Linked DNA regions of Mus musculus: all the other regions are linked to region 2. A link is a loop called in an ENCODE intact Hi-C map of the cell type or tissue named here. Cell type or tissue: gastrocnemius. All regions are shown on one strand. Region 1 overlaps Bst2 (bone marrow stromal cell antigen 2). Region 2 has its middle 22 kb from the start of Abhd8. Region 3 overlaps Ccdc194 (coiled-coil domain containing 194).

Region 1 (5,000 bases), 92 kb after region 2:
GGGTGCACGCCGAATCGGGAGTTGAGTGGGGGTTTCCCCACTAGGTTCTTTCAGCTGGCTCAAACTCCACACTAACTGATCTGATCTGATTTCTTTCTTGGCCTCTGACTGAATTGCTCTGGTTAGCTTCATATTAATTTTTGCAATCTATTCTGGCTTCTCTTTCTCTGGCTTGCTCTGGCTTCACCTGTGTCTAGCTTGTTCTCTCTCTGTACAACTCTCCCTTAAAACTGCCTTCTCTCTGCACTGATTGCTCTTAAGTGGCCTCTTTTTTCTCTGTTCTCCTGAGAGTTGGGCAGATCCTATTCTGTCAAATCAATCTCTCTCCTTCCTTCCTTCCTTCCTTCCTTCCTTCCTTCCTTCCTTCCTTCCTTCCTTCCTTCCTTTCTTTCTTTCTTTCTTTCTAAAAATATTTTTTATGTATATGAGTATACTGTTGCTGTTTTCAGACACACCAGAAGAGGGCATCGTGGTTGTGAGCCACCATGTGGTTGCTGGGAATTGAACTCAGGACTTCTGAAAGAGCAGTCAGTGCTTTTAACTGCTGAGCTAGCTCTCCAGGCCCTGTCAAATCTTTTCTGATTCATCACTCTGTCTGCCACTCGAATAGACATCACTTTTTTTTTTTTTTTTTTTTTTTTTTTGGTTTTTCGAGACAGGGTTTCTCTGCGTAGTCCTGGCTGTCTGCTCTGTAGACCAGGCTGGCCTCGAACTCAGAAATCTGCCTGCCTCTGCCTCCTCAATGCTGGGATTAAACGTGTGCGTCACTACCTCCCAGTTTATGAAGAAATTTTAAGGCTCAGGGAAACTGCAATGCTAGAGTGGGTACACTGTGTAAAACCTAATCTTCCACAATGGGAAAGCCCAGAAGACACACCCTTCATGAATCCTTTGAGATGAAAAATGGGGAGCCTTGTGCCAGACCTTAAGGATTCAAGACTCTGCTCCTCAGTTTCCAATTGGTTCTTGATCTGTCAGTAAAGAAAGCTATGGGCTAATTGCTGGGTAGAAGGGACAGGTAGAACTTCTGGGTCCCTAGAGGCAGGCAGGGAGATGCGAGGAGGGAGAACAGGGTTCTGTATGCTTTAGAGACAGGAGAATCAGGCAATCATGTGAGGTCTCAGGAGGAACTGGGGCCTGTGGCCACTACCACAGGTGGCTGGTCAGGGATGGGAGTAGCCACTGAAGTTTAGGGCAGGTGAAAGGTACAGAGTTAATAGTCTTGATAAGGGCATTCTTTTCCAGGCAGGAGATAGTGGTACCTAGCAATTGTGTCCTATGGCAAGTTGAAAATGAACAACTGTGTGTGTGTGTGTGTGTGTGTGTGTGTGTGTGTGTGTGTGTGTGTGTGTGTGTGTTTTATCCAAGGATTCAAGGGAAGCTGGGAGGGAGGGGACTGGTGGTGAGGTCATTTCCTAGAGCAAAGGCAGGTAGCATAAAACTACATGCACACAGTTGGGTGAATTAAATGAAAGGGTTTAGTTGGTCCCCAGGTAGCAGGGGCCAGGGCAGCTCTGAATGGCCAGAGGCAAGGTGACCATAGTATTGTAATAGACAGCACAGGCAAAGTGAATTCTATAGTGGCATGATTCATTTGGATCGCTGGTACTGGCTAATTAGTCATGGTGTTCCAGGCATGAAGTAGGTAAGAGGCTTACTAAAGTTTTGTTCTATCTATATAAGCAGAAAGATTCTCAGACAAATAAGAAAAGGTCTTCTGGCGGTAGACAGCCATTGTTGGATTATCTGGAACTTTTAGGGTCTGGGAACCACCACACAAACTGCTCCGACACCCATCTCAGTTAAATGGGGCTGATTTATTGACCCAAGACTGACTGATCAGGGCCATAGCACAGATTCACAAGCCAAAACTACTGTTTTGGGGGATCAGTTTATACTGAAAAAAGCATACTGAGCCCATAAAGCCTGTGTGGAGAGGGCTGTAGTGTGGTTAGCCAGTCACCAAGTTTTTGTTTTGTTTTGTTTTGTTTTGTTTTAGTAGTTTAGACATAATAATTCAAGCTGCCTGGGCTAAAGCTATGGTTGGGGAATTTCCAAAAACAAGAAGCGTAAGCCTCACTATATGGTCAACTTGACCTTGCTCTGAGCCGAACTATTTTTCTATGTCTCCAGTCAAGCTAGGTTTTGTTTGTTTGTTTCTGTTTCTTTAGCAATATGAAATATGTGGCAGGCATGAAACAAGGGCTACAGCCACACTATGGGTGATTTTAAGCTAGGGAGCAGGCTTCAACTTGGGGACCAGAGCCTGTGAGCCTCCCCGCTCTCTCTGATCTTTTTCTCTCTACCCCTTTCCTCTGGAGAACCCTGACTAATAGAAACCCCAGCTCAGACTTGCTGCAGGAGACCAAGGAGCAGCAGAGGCATTCTGGTCTCAGGCTGCTCTCTCCTTAGAGAGACAATCAGATCTGAGAGCCAGCTGCCACCCTCTCCCTTCCACCGTCTGTTGCAGACTTTTTTTTTTTTCTTTCCATTTTTTATTAGGTATTTAGCTCATTTACATTTCCAATGCTATACCAAAAGTCCCCCATACCCACCCACCCCCACTCCCCTACCCGCCCACTCCCCCTTTTTGGCCCTGGCGTTTCCCTGTTCTTGTTGCAGACTTTTTTGATGATTCCAGCAGATAGGATGGGGGGGGACTGGTGTGATTAGCAACACTGTGTCCACCTCAACTTGTAGGGTGGCCCCTGACTGTGGGGAAGCAGAGCAGGGAAGCCAGGCACCCAATGATACTAGCAACTTAGAAGCAAGCTCTTTCTTTTTAAATTACTTTATTTTTCCAGGTCAAAGACACCAGAAATATGTGACCCCCCCCAATAACTGCAAAAGCAATAAAGCAGAACTCCCTCCCCACTCCCCAGTCCTAAAGTTCTGCGGAGGAAGACCCAATCTGGAGCCCCCTAGTGGTTTCCACATCCTCAGGGCTGCCAGGACCTCTCCAGAGTCACTATGACCCATAGTGACTTCAAACAACTGTGACCTGGGAAAAAGGGAAGGTTCAAAGGTTAACTGCCACCCTGCCCCCGCCACCTCAAGCCATGCCTCCTCCCTGAGCTGGGCCACTCTGGGCCCAAGTATATCCCACATGCATAGCCTCTTCACCCCATCCCCAACCCCCCTGCCCCCGTGGGTCTGGGGTCCTCACAAGTTCCCCTGGACTGGGTCCCTCACCTGCCAACTAATGAGTCCTCAAAAGAGCAGGAACAGTGACACTTTGAGCACCAGTAGGCTGGAGACCACCATGGAGCTGCCAGAGTTCACCTGCACTGTGCTAGAAGTCTCCTTTTGGATCCTGGGTAGAGAGAGTGGCAGAGGTCACCTGAGTCTAGCTGATCTGCTTCCTTTTTATATGTTCCTGGACTGGGATGAAACTGGGGGATTCTAGACATGAACTCCACCCCTGAGCCATGCCCCTAGCCCCTCTCTGAGGATTCTATGCAGGAGTCCTACCAGGTCCTTAGCCCTACTATTAGTCTTTGAAATTCATGTTTTCTTTGCTTCAATTTTTATTCTTTTTAAATTTTATTTTACTTTGTGTGCGATGTGTGGCATGTGGATGGAGTCAGAGGTATGCACGTCGGTTCTGGGGATCAAACTCTAGCTGTTGGCTTGCTCTGCGAGTGCTCTAGGCACTGAGTCGCCTCTTCTGCCTGCTCTGATTTGTATTCTTTCTGTTGCTGCTGCTGTTGTTTTTCTAGACAGGGTCTCTCTGTCTGTCTGACAGCTCTGGCCGTCCTGGAACTCGCTTTGTAGACCAAGAAGGCCTCAAACTCATAGAGATCCCCCTGCCTCTGCCTCCCAAGTGCTGGGATTAAATGCGTTTGTGCACTACCACCGCCCGGCCCTCTGAAACTCTTCACTCAGACACATGATGGGCTTTCTTTGTGTGTGTGTGTGTGTGTGTGTAGGGGTGTTGTGTGTACAAGCTGTTATGTGTTCATTTGTGTAGGTGCATGTGTAGGCCAGAGATGTTCAGCGTTGCTCCCTGAACATGAAGCTCACTGTTTGGGCTAACCAGGCTAGGCAGTGAGCTCCAGGATATTTCTGTCTGTCCTCCAGAATGGAGCTCCAATCATATAATTCCAGCCAATCTGTAAGTGGGTGCTGGGTATTCAGCCTCAGGTCCTCAACACCCCACGGTGGTGGTGTAGGCTTTCCTGATTAGGCCTTCTTCACAGCTCACACCTGAGCTGTAGACTGTGTGAGCCAAGTGGAGCCCAGCTTTTGAAGGAAGTGCAGTCTGGAGGGGAGTGGGTGGCGGTGGGCAGGGAGAGCTGTCTCTAACCTCAGATTCTCCAGCTCCTGGTTCAGCTTCGTGACTTCATCTGCGATGACACAAGCAGAGGGCTGGTCGGTATACTGCTGCTAAGTGAGCAGCCAGAAGGGGGAGAGGGCGGGGACAGCCAGAGCACCCCAAGGGAACACCTGGGATGCATCTAACCACCAAGGCCACACAGCAGCCAGTGTGGTCAGGCAGAGGGGGTGGGGGTGGGGTAATAAGGAGAAAGGAATCAAAGGAAGGCCAGCCTAAGGCCTTCTGCAGGGCTGTAGAAGCACCAGTTTAGAGAACACTTGGGAAACCCAGCAGATCTGTGGCCTCCACCCTCCTGACAACGTTCTTCCTACCCACCCTCTGCTCTCTGCTGACATAAACCCCTACTTCCACTCCCCAAGCTTTATTCCTTCATCCCTGGCACTCTGTCTGTCTCTGGGAAGAAACCAAACTTCCAAGCAGTGGGCTCATGACCCTGCCACCCCTTCATGTGGGTCAGCACCTCTCCCCAAGTCCCAACCTGGAGGCCTAAGCTATTCCCTCCCAGCTCCACTGGACCTCCCCCTCCCCCTGCCCCCCTCTCACTCTCAAGCTCCTTGATGCGGGCCTGCTGCTCCAGGGCTTGAGACACCTTCTTCTCCAGGGACTCCTGAAGGGTCACCTGATCAGAAAAGCGGCACAAACATGGGTTGGCTGTTGTCCTGGC
Region 2 (5,000 bases):
TTTTTGGCAATAGGGCATCAGTCTCTAGAAATTGCTTTCTGCTGTCTGAGGAGACGATCTCTTTTGAGAACTGTCTTAGTCAGGGTTTCTATTCCTGCACAAACATCATGACCAAGAAGCAGTTGGGGAGGAAAGGGTTTATTCAGCTTACACTTCCACATTGCTGTCCATCACCAAAGGAAGTCAGGACTGGAACTCAAGCAGGTCAGGAAGCAGGAGCTGATACAGAGGCCATGGAGGGATGTTACTTACTGGCTTGCTTCCCCTGGTTTGCTCAGCCTGCTCTCTTATAGAACCCAAGAGTACCAGCCCAGGAATGGCACTGTCTATAATGGGCCCTACAACTTGATCACCAACTGAGAAAATGCCCCACAGCTGGATCTCATGGAAGCACTTCCCCAACTGAAGCTCCTTTCTCTGTGATAGCTCCAGCCTGTGTCAAGTTGATACACAACAGCCAGTAGAAGAACCTAAGAAAATTAGGATATTGGCCAAGTCCTAAAAAGCTGTGACATTTTTTTCCCAATCTCTGTGTGATGGGAAAGCACAGCAACTGAAACCCTGGCTGCAACAGTCTCTGGGAGGCTGGACCAGTTGAGCTAGCATTTTTTTAAAAAGATATATATATATATATGAGTACACTGTAGATGTACAGATGGTTGTGAGCCATCGTGGGGTTGCTGGGAATTGAACTCAGGACCTCTGCTCGCTCTGGCCCTGCTCACTGCAGCACAAAGATTTATTTATTATGTTAGCACACTGTAGCTCTTTTCAGACTCACCAGAAGAGGGCATCAGATCTCATTATGGATGGTTGTGAGCACCATGTGTTTGCTGAGATTTGAACTCAGGACCTTCAGAAGAGCAGTCAGTGCTCTTAACTGCTGAGCCATCTCTCCAGCCCAAGCTAGCATTTTGAAGTTGTCCTGGGTGCAGATTTTGAGGAAACAGCTATTGGAGCAGTCGAAGTTGGATCACCTGAGCTATGTGTTTTGTGTTCTTTGTTTTCTGGTCTGTTTGTTTTGTAAACATGTAAACTTCAAAGGTAATATATGTTTCTGCATTAAAAATGTAAGGAATGTTCACTGTGTGCAATTCAGTTAAAGAAGATTCTCTGTTCTTTGTTTGAGCAGGAGGAAGGCATCAAAATTTGGACTGTATATCTAAACTGTAATATAAATTTTCATCCATGCCATTTGAAAGGATGGCATGATAAGTCTTGAGGACTCTGTAGGCAGCAAGACTTATTGGCTGTGCATAGCTGAAATCCTAGCTGGAGACATTTTCTTGTCTCAGCCAGTCTCAAAGCTGTTCCCATGTCGAGGAATATACAGCATATACTTTACATGTTTTGTTCTTCCTGTTTTCTTCCTTCGTGTCTGTAGCCTAAGTCTTCAGGAGGTCTCTCCTGGTCAAATATAATCTTTATTATTTTTGATGGAATCTATAGATTTTCTTCTTCTGTTGAAACAAAGACAAATTTCTTCCCCAAAATAACACAATTCCTTCATTCCATACTGAGGTTATCACATATGTAGGCTGATCTAATTCTGCAGTTCTTTCTAAAATCCAGCACATTTCAGCAGCTGTGTTATCTGTCTCATTGTCATTAATAAAATTAAAGATACATAAATCATATTTAATGTTATCTCCAGGAGATCCCTCAGCCCCATTCTGTTCTATGAGCATTTTCTTTAAAGTCCAGTAAAATCTTTTTACAATTGTTTGACCTGTAGAATTGTGAGACATGCCAGTAACATATTTTATGCCATTGTGTCTAAAACATTGTTGTATTCTTCTGGATACATATGCTGGAGCATCATCAGCTTCAGTCTGCAAAGGCATCTCTAAGATCACCTCCATCTCTAATAAATGTGCAATCTAAGAATCATTCCTTTCAGAACTGAAGGCAAAAACATATTGACATCTTGAGTAAGTTTCAATTGTATAATGTACTAATGTATGCACATATCTTTTTTTTTTTTTTTTTTTTTGGTTTTTTGAGACAGGGTTTCTCTGTGTAGCTCTGGCTGTCCTGGAACTCACTTTGTAGACCAGGCTGGCCTCGAACTCAGAAATCTGCCTGCCTCTGCCTCCCAAGTGCTGGGATTAAAGGCGTGCACCACCACGCCCGGCATATGCACATATCTTAATTCACCAAACTCTACATAATAGAACACATAATCTACTGTATGCCATTGATATTAGGTAGCATTGTTAAATAGAATTTGTATTCTTAATTCAGCATAAGTCTCTATCTAGAAATTTAATAGACTGCCATTCTGCAATCTGGTCACAAGGTGGCGGCATAGGACTTAGAATGGAATCATCTGACGCTCCTTTACTCTGAATTAGAGTTTTCTAGCTCTTCTAGTGCCTCCACTCTAGCATGTAATTTCCTAGTCTTTCCATTCTCTAAATCGGTTTTCTTTTATTTCTCTTAAAAAAAGATATATGAAATTATGTGAAACAAAATTGTGTGGAATCCGGATGCATTGTGTTGTGTTTTCCTTCTTTTTTTTTTTTTTTAATTACAGAAAAACAAATATTTTTAAACCTTTCTCTTTTTCCTTGGAAGACCTTATTTTTTTATTTACAAATTAAGTGTTTGTTTCTTCTTTAATGTTTTCAATTTTAGATATTATCAGTTCAAAAGTTTGGATCTTTTCAGTCCCACCTCAGCTCTGGGGAACATGTACCTTCGCCCTTCTGAGCATCTGCAGGCTTGTTCTTCCAGCACCTGTCTGTGGCGGCTGGCTCCGCCCCTACGGTTCTACTAGCAGGCTGCCCCTGCGGGGTTTGGGGCTGGAGCCTCGATTTGCTCTTCCGTGAGAACCCGAGCCTCACACCCATGGGCATCAGCTGGTGAGCCTAGGTGCCCGCCCCAGCTCCCGGTCGAACTTCTGCATGCTGGGGTTCACTCGGCACCAGCGCCAGGTAGCTCCAAAGCAGCTCTGGGAAGTTGCCCACGTGGCCATGCACTGAGGCTCTGGTTCCTCACACTTTACCTGCTGCTCCCAGGCCTCCATTTGCTCTCTTTAAAGGGATTTAGCCTCCCTGCCCTGCTAGGACACTCTGGGAAGTGCTTGTGCCCTGCCTTTCCACCACGGCTTTTTCTCAGGTTCTAAGCCTGGATTCTAACAGTCCTTAATGGACTCCATTTGTAACTGTGGGTTTTCCACACGCACCCCAGTTCCCGAATAGGACTCGGAGGCTATATTTTATTTACGAATAAATGCCTAGGCCATAAGGTTTGGCTTGTTCCCCAACTAGCTCGTAACTTACATTAATCCGTTTATACTATTCTATGTCTTCCACGTGGCTAATTACCACTCAGTTTCATACGACCAACTTCCTCAGAGTCTGGGTGGCAAATATTTCTCTCTTGACTCCGAGAGATCCTCTCTGTTGTTGCCCCACTTTCTAACCCTGCCCTTTCTTTATTGGCCACCTGCTTTTTATTGATTGACAGCTGATGCTTCCACACAGTACACAAGAGATTATCCCTACACTGAAGATTTTATTAGGTATTTTCCGGTGGACTTGGGTGTAAATTAAGACAGAGTTATGGCCCGGCATGGGGGTGCACGCCTTTAATCCCAGCACTTGGGAGGCAAAGGCAGGCTGATTTCTGAGTTCGAGGCCAGCCTGGTTTACAAAGTGAGTTCCAGGACAGCAAGAGCTACACAGAGAGAAACCCTGTCTCGAAAAACCAAAAACCAAAAACAAACAAACAAAAAAAGACAGAGTTATGACTCATCAGTGCGTGTCTACAGGCTTCTGCCTTCTCTGAAACCAGGAGCAGCTGTCTTAGTCCCGGCCATAGGTGTCCTCTTAGGGGCTCGAGTTATATCTCAAAACCCAGGAAGCCTCTCATTCCCTCTTGATAAAAGATCATTAGTTGGCTTTGGTGAAGCCTTGGATGGGGCCATGATCTGAAAAGCTGAAAGCAGGAACCCACTTGAGCTGCATGGCCTCCCTGTCACTGGTCTACCATTATCCATTATCCATTTCCAGTCAGTGCTGGGAGGCTACGGAGACACCAACAAAGAAGAATCATTGCGGTCCAGCGGTTCACGGGCTGATCTCACCACTTCTTATCATTTTTTTTTTTAATCAAAAGAGCAACAGTGAGTACAGGGGTGGAAGTACTGCCCTCTCTCGAGCAGCTGCATCCACAGGTGTGGATGGGAGCCAGGAGCCCCACCCAAGGAGGACACACTTCTCCTAAGCCCACTGACTGTACTGGGTTAGATCTCAATGCCTAGCCAAGCTGAGGCCCGTTGAGGCCATTGTTGAAGCTGGGTCTCCAGTTTTGATAGATTCCAAACCAGTGCTGTGGCCTTTGTATTTCCACCACCCACATCTGGCTGCTTGTTTCTACCCCCAGCATACTTTCTTACAGGGAAAGGAGGCAATTTATTTTTCTCAACTTACTTTAATGAGGGTTCAACCTCCCTCTAGCTCACCACCCACCCACCAGAGGTAGTGGGAAAGAAAGGTTATTAGGAAACAGGGGAAGTGGACCTGTTTAGAAATAGTTCTTTGTGCTGATTCCAAACTTTGTTGTTCTCAGCCCAGGGCACTAGCAAACACCACACACAAATCAACAGCTGCAGTCCAGACCATTTGGCAGACAGCGCATACGAATCAGCAAAGGCAGTTCAATTCAGAAAAACCGTGAGGCTTCCCAACTGGCCTGAGTCTACAGAATCAGCAAGAAGCCACAGGAACCTCACAAGATGTCCTTAAACACTTTAACCTCCCTTGTAGCCCACCACCCACCAGAGGTAGTGGGAAAGAAAGGATATGTGGGAAGTGGACCTATTTAGAAATGGTTCTTTGGAGCAAATCCCATCTTGTTGTCTGGAAATCATCAGCTCGATCCACTTACAATCACTTCATGGATACACCAGCAGTCCAGTTCAGTAGAGTTGGGATAGCAAACAGGAATCAGTAGTGGTGGCACTACCTAGCAAAGACAGCCAGACCTCAGTCTGG
Region 3 (5,000 bases), 80 kb after region 2:
CTGAGTTACAATTCTTATCCTCAGGGATATATATATATATATATATATATATATATATATATATATATATATATATATATATATATATATATATATAGTATCTGTGTGTGGTTATGAGCAAGTCAGTGCAGTAGCAACAGAGGCCACATGGGGGAGTCATAGTCCCTGAAGCTGGAGTTACAGACGCTTGCAAGCCACTGGTTGTGGGTGCTGGGACCCAACCTTGGGTCCTCCATAAGAACAGCCAGAGCTCTTTAACTCTGTGCCATCTCTCCAAACCTCCAGAGGGTGCATCTGTACAGTGGAGCCAACATAATGTGTTTACACAGTTTGGGCTTTGTTTTACTTTTGTTAACAGTTTCACCAGACAGCCCAGGTGGGACTGGGTCTCAGCCTTCTTGTCTCCCAGCCCTGAGATGACAAGATCCTCTTCATTTTGTGTTTGTGGGTGTATAAAAGAAAGGTTTTGTTTTGTTTTGTATTTTGGCCAGGCCTGGTGGCACAAGCCTTTAACCCCAGAACTCTGGAGGCAGAAGCAGATGGTTATCTGTGAGTTTGAGACCAGCCTGGTCTACAGAGTGAATTCCAGGACAGCCAGGGCTTTATAGAGAGAAATCCTGTGTCAAACAAACAAACAAACAAACAAACAAACGTTTAAAATGTTTTTATTTGTATATACTCATTTCTTGCATGTATATGCACACTTCTGTATGTGGTACCAAAGTAGCTCAGAGGAGGATGCTGGATCCCCTGGGACCAGAGTTTCCCATGTTTGTGATGTGGTTGTGAAAGCAACCCCGGGTGTCTGCAAGAACAACAGGTTTTCTTAGTCGCTAAGCTGCTTCTCCAGCTCCCTTCCCCCAAGCCTCAGTCCTCATGGGTCAGAGACTGGAGGTGTTTGTGGTACTGGTCCTGCCTGCTATGTGCTGTCTCAGAAACAAATGAAGAGTAAATCTTGATGGAAAATATCCAGAAATTCTGGATAAGTCACATTAAATGTGCATAAACGGGGAAACTGAGCCAAGTTTGGTAAAGTGCTCCTAAAGTCAGCAGAGGGAGGGAGGTGTTTGTCAGGCCAACACGAGCTACATAGGAAGATGTCTCAGAAAAACCCTGTTAAATATGAGTTGTAAGGCTCACAAACTGTGAAATAAAGCAAACACGAGATTGTTGAGGAGGACATGGTGCTGTGTACCTTCAAGGGCAGCCAAGGCTAAGCTAGTGTGATATCAGAGGGAGACTAGTTGAAAGGGAAAGAGAGAGAAAGGAGGAGAGTAGACGGGAGGGTGAGGTATTGTTTGACTTGTCAATGATTCTTTTGAGTCCCAGAGAGAGCCCTTTCCCCGATGTGTGACCCAGCCAGGTCCCCTTCCTACACTGTTTTTTCTTGTCCCGTGGCCATCTCCTCCAGGCATCTTCATGTAGCCCCTGATCCTCAAGGCTTCTTAGAATTTGCAAGCCTCATTTTCGTGTGCCTCTGTTCTCTGTTGAAATCCCACCTGGAGTTCTGCGTGCTCCAACTGGGTGAGCCCAGCATCAACTATGAGATAAATGTTGTGTCTTGATTACCAGGGACATCAGGGCCTGAGTAAATGAGCCTCAGTTTCCCTATGTGATGATCTAGCACTGGGTGCTCCCGTGGAGAGGTTGGTTGTATCTGTGTGCTGCCACCTAGGCAAGTCTTGGGTGTTAAGTTGATCGTGGATGTTGTGAGCCACGCCTCTAAAACACTCTGACCATCCTGGCCCGAGGCTCCCATGGGGATCCTATTGGGGATCTCGAGGTGGCCTCCTGCATCCCTTAGTGGATCCAGACTTTGGGCGGTGGCTGATGCTAGGCTTGGTCCTAGATCCAGAGCGGGGTCGGAGGCGCGACTCTTTCCGCAGGGTGCCAAGCTCAGCTTCCAGAGCATAACTACAGAAAGGAGGTACTATGAGCTCCTGACATCCCGTCACTGTGTCCATCTGGGAAATTACACCTTCAGGGCTCCCCATGTCCTTCCAAACATCCTAGAGACCCCTCCCCAGGGACTCCGGTCCCTCCCCTGGAAGATCCTCGCCAAAGCACTGACGTTCTCCTTCCATACTCCTTTTCCTTGCAAACTTGTATTTTCTCCCCGCTCCTCCCTTCCTGGAGCCCCACATCTATTCCCCAAATGACACCCTAGAGACCCTCACTCCAGACGACCTATGCCCTCACCATCCCAATCTACTTTCAACTTCATCTCCAAGACCCGCCCACGTGGCCATCCTTCCCTCCCCATACAGAGGGCCATACTTAAGCCACGCTCCTAAACACAGATTGGCCTAAAGAACTACATTCTACATAGTCACTGGCCAGCGGCCCTGTACGTCTCACCCCTTAACTCACATGTGCTCCCTCAGCGCCACCTCGCGGCTAACACAAGCCTCGCCGGCTGCCTCTGCTGCGCCTGCGCGTTGCAGTGCCTCTTCCAGCTGTTGCTTGGACTCAGTGGCTGTCGCCTCCCAGCGCACCAAGGCTTCTGCAGGGGACAGGTTGACTGAGTCTGCGGACCATGTGCATGCTTAACTTAAAATATACATGACTTTATATCTTCATCATCGCCGTCGTTGGCATCACCATCGTTTTAGAATTATTATTAATTTTTGGAGACAAAGTCTCATGTAGCCCAGGCTGACCTCAACTCACAGATATCTTCCTGGTTCAGCCTCCTGGATCCTGGTGTGACAGGTGCACACCACCAAGCCTGGTTTATGCATGCTGATCTGAACCTAGGGCTGCATGCATGCTAGGCAAACTCTATGTGCTGAACCATAGCTTCAGCCTGGTTTGTATTATTTTCAAGTCTTTTGCAGGCCTATTTCTATTTTCTTGCCCTTGCAAGTTGTACTTGAGTTCTTTTAAATGTCTTTTTCAGATGTTTTGCACTGTGCTTGCAGGCCCATGCACTAAGCGAATCATTTGCAATCTCTCCCACCCTCAGACCCATCCCCTGACACCCCAGTCCACCTGTCAGCATTCCATTCTCCAGCCCCATCTGCGTGCCTCTGACTTTGGCCTGGTCCATCTCAATCTTCAGGGCCTTTAGTTGGGTCTGAAGCCGACTCTGCAGACAAGGAAGAGGGGAGGAAGAAGGGGGCAGAGAGGGAGCTCACAGAGTTCTGCCCTGACTCTGAAAGCAGGCAATGCTTAGGTCTGTGTACTCCACCTAAGACTTGCCACCAGCTCAGGCAGATCTGATTGTGACAATGTCTGGTATCCCGAGGCTCACATTGGTCCCTCTTTTAAAAGAGACCTGGCTTCCTTAAAGCATCTTCCAGCTAGCAGGGCAGTCAGCATGCCCACCCTGGTAGGCAGTTATGACCTCTGCTGCCTCATGCCTTTCTCCCAGGCAGGCTGAGAGCAGATGGAGGCCATCTGTATTGTTCCTGTATTGGTTTAGAGCCCTGATGTTTTGTACCCCAAGCTGTACTCAGAGGTGTGGTTCTTCTGCCTCAACTTGCCCTGACATTTTGAGATTTAAAATACAGAGGTCATCCGGACATGACAGGATACTCCAGTCATCCCAGCACTTGGGAGGTGGAGGCAGAAGGATCAGGAGTTCCAGCCAGGCATGGCCTCAGCCTGAGTTCTAGGACATACTGGGCACCTTAGTCAGGTTCCATCAAAATTGAAGTAAAAAAGTAAAAACCGGGCTAGGGGCGTGGCTCGGGAGTGGAGCCCCTCCCTGGAATTTCCCAGTGAGGGGCTGGAGGCGTAGCTTTAGGATACAACATTCCTTAAGTCTTGTGTTTCCCTCACAGAACAGCGGCCACCAAAGAAATTAGATGTATAGGGGCTGGTGAGCTGGCTCAGTGGTTTAGAGCACCGACTGCTCTTCCAAAGGTCCCGAGTTCAAATCCCAGCAACCACATGGTGGCTCACAACCATCTGTAACAAAATCTGATTCTCTCTTCTGGAGTGTCTGAAGACACACTACAGTGTACTTACATATAATAAATAAATATTAATTAAAAAAAAGAAATTAGATGTATAAACTGTGACACAGAAAAGCACATAGCCATCGGGAGCCGCAGAACCCAGCGTTACTCTCGAGACAGCCAGTTCTCCCGTCTCGCAGTCATGGAGAGAGCCAGTCTGATCCAGAAGGCCAAGTTGGCTGAACAGGCCAAACGGTATGAAGACATGGCAGCTTTCATGAAGAGCACCGTGAAAAAAGGGCGAGGAGCTCTCCTGCGAGGAGCGAAACCTGCTTTCCATAGCCTACAAGAACGTGGTGGCCGGCCAGAGAGCGGCCTGGAGGGTCCTGTCCAGCTTCGAGCAGAAGAGCAATGAGGAGGGGTCAGAAGAGAAGGGCCCCGAGGTGAAAGAGTACCGGGAGAAGGTAGAGACCGAGCTCAGAGGTGTGTACGACACAGTGCTCGGCCTGCTGGACTCGCACCTCATCAAAGGGACTGGAGATGCAGAGAGCCGCGTCTTCTACCTGAAGATGAAGGGTGACTACTACCGCTACCTAGCCGAGGTGGCCACTGGCGATGACAAGAAGCGCATCATCGATTCTGCCCGGTCAGCCTACCAGGAGGCCATGGACATCAGCAAGAAGGAGATGCCGCCCACCAACCCCATCCGCCTGGGCCTCGCCCTGAACTTTTCAGTCTTTCACTACGAGATAGCCAACAGCCCCGAGGAGGCCATCTCGCTGGCCAAGACCACCTTCGACGAGGCCATGGCCGACCTGCACACCCTAAGTGAGGACTCCTACAAGGACAGCACCCTGATCATGCAGCTCCTGAGAGACAACCTGACGCTGTGGACAGCCGACAGTGCTGGGGAAGAGGGTGGTGAGGCTCCGGAGGAGCCCCAGAGCTGAAGCAGCCCACAACCGACCCGGCTCGCCTTGCCCTCCAGTCCCCAGCCTACAGAGAGGACTAAAACGGAGTGGGACTCTGCCCTTCCCAAACCCTGAATGTTCAGCCACACCTTGGAAGACTCCTTCGAAGGGGGCGCAGCTAAGCTGA

What was found. A loop is a pair of places that touch in the nucleus more often than their neighbours do. Peaks named below come from ENCODE experiments on the same cell type or tissue, not always from the same donor. Only the 100,000 strongest peaks of a DNase experiment are listed, where the experiment ranks them.
Region 1: a loop joins it to region 2, with 2.8 times the contacts of the local background. A loop is called at or near these places in 24 of 42 quality-filtered maps.
Region 3: it touches region 2 in a loop (6-fold over the local background); 26 of 42 quality-filtered maps call a loop at or near these places.

What each region holds. Positions count from the first base shown.
Region 1 is chr8:71,531,480-71,536,479 of GRCm38, forward strand. It overlaps Bst2 (bone marrow stromal cell antigen 2), which reads right to left. Exons shown (of 5, transcript NM_198095.3): 2 at 4,880-4,955; 3 at 4,307-4,346; 4 at 3,193-3,313; 5 at 2,776-3,001. The coding sequence ends at 3,211. Among named protein-coding and RNA genes, the nearest start is that of Bst2, 3.5 kb to the right of the region's middle. In gastrocnemius, a CTCF peak has its summit at 2,920 (motif pointing left); no DNase peak of the experiment used is centred here; H3K4me3 peaks cover 461 bases.
Region 2 is chr8:71,439,294-71,444,293 of GRCm38, forward strand. No RefSeq gene overlaps it. Among named protein-coding and RNA genes, the nearest start is that of Abhd8, 22 kb to the right of the region's middle. In gastrocnemius, no CTCF peak of the experiment used is centred here; a DNase peak (open chromatin) is centred at 2,301.
Region 3 is chr8:71,519,469-71,524,468 of GRCm38, forward strand. Ccdc194 (coiled-coil domain containing 194) reads right to left here. Exons shown (of 4, transcript NM_001370849.1): 2 at 2,992-3,088; 3 at 2,371-2,503; 4 at 650-1,914. The coding sequence ends at 1,767. It also overlaps the pseudogene Gm7850. Among named protein-coding and RNA genes, the nearest start is that of Ccdc194, 3.8 kb to the right of the region's middle. In gastrocnemius, a CTCF peak has its summit at 27; a DNase peak (open chromatin) is centred at 2,398; H3K4me3 peaks cover 310 bases.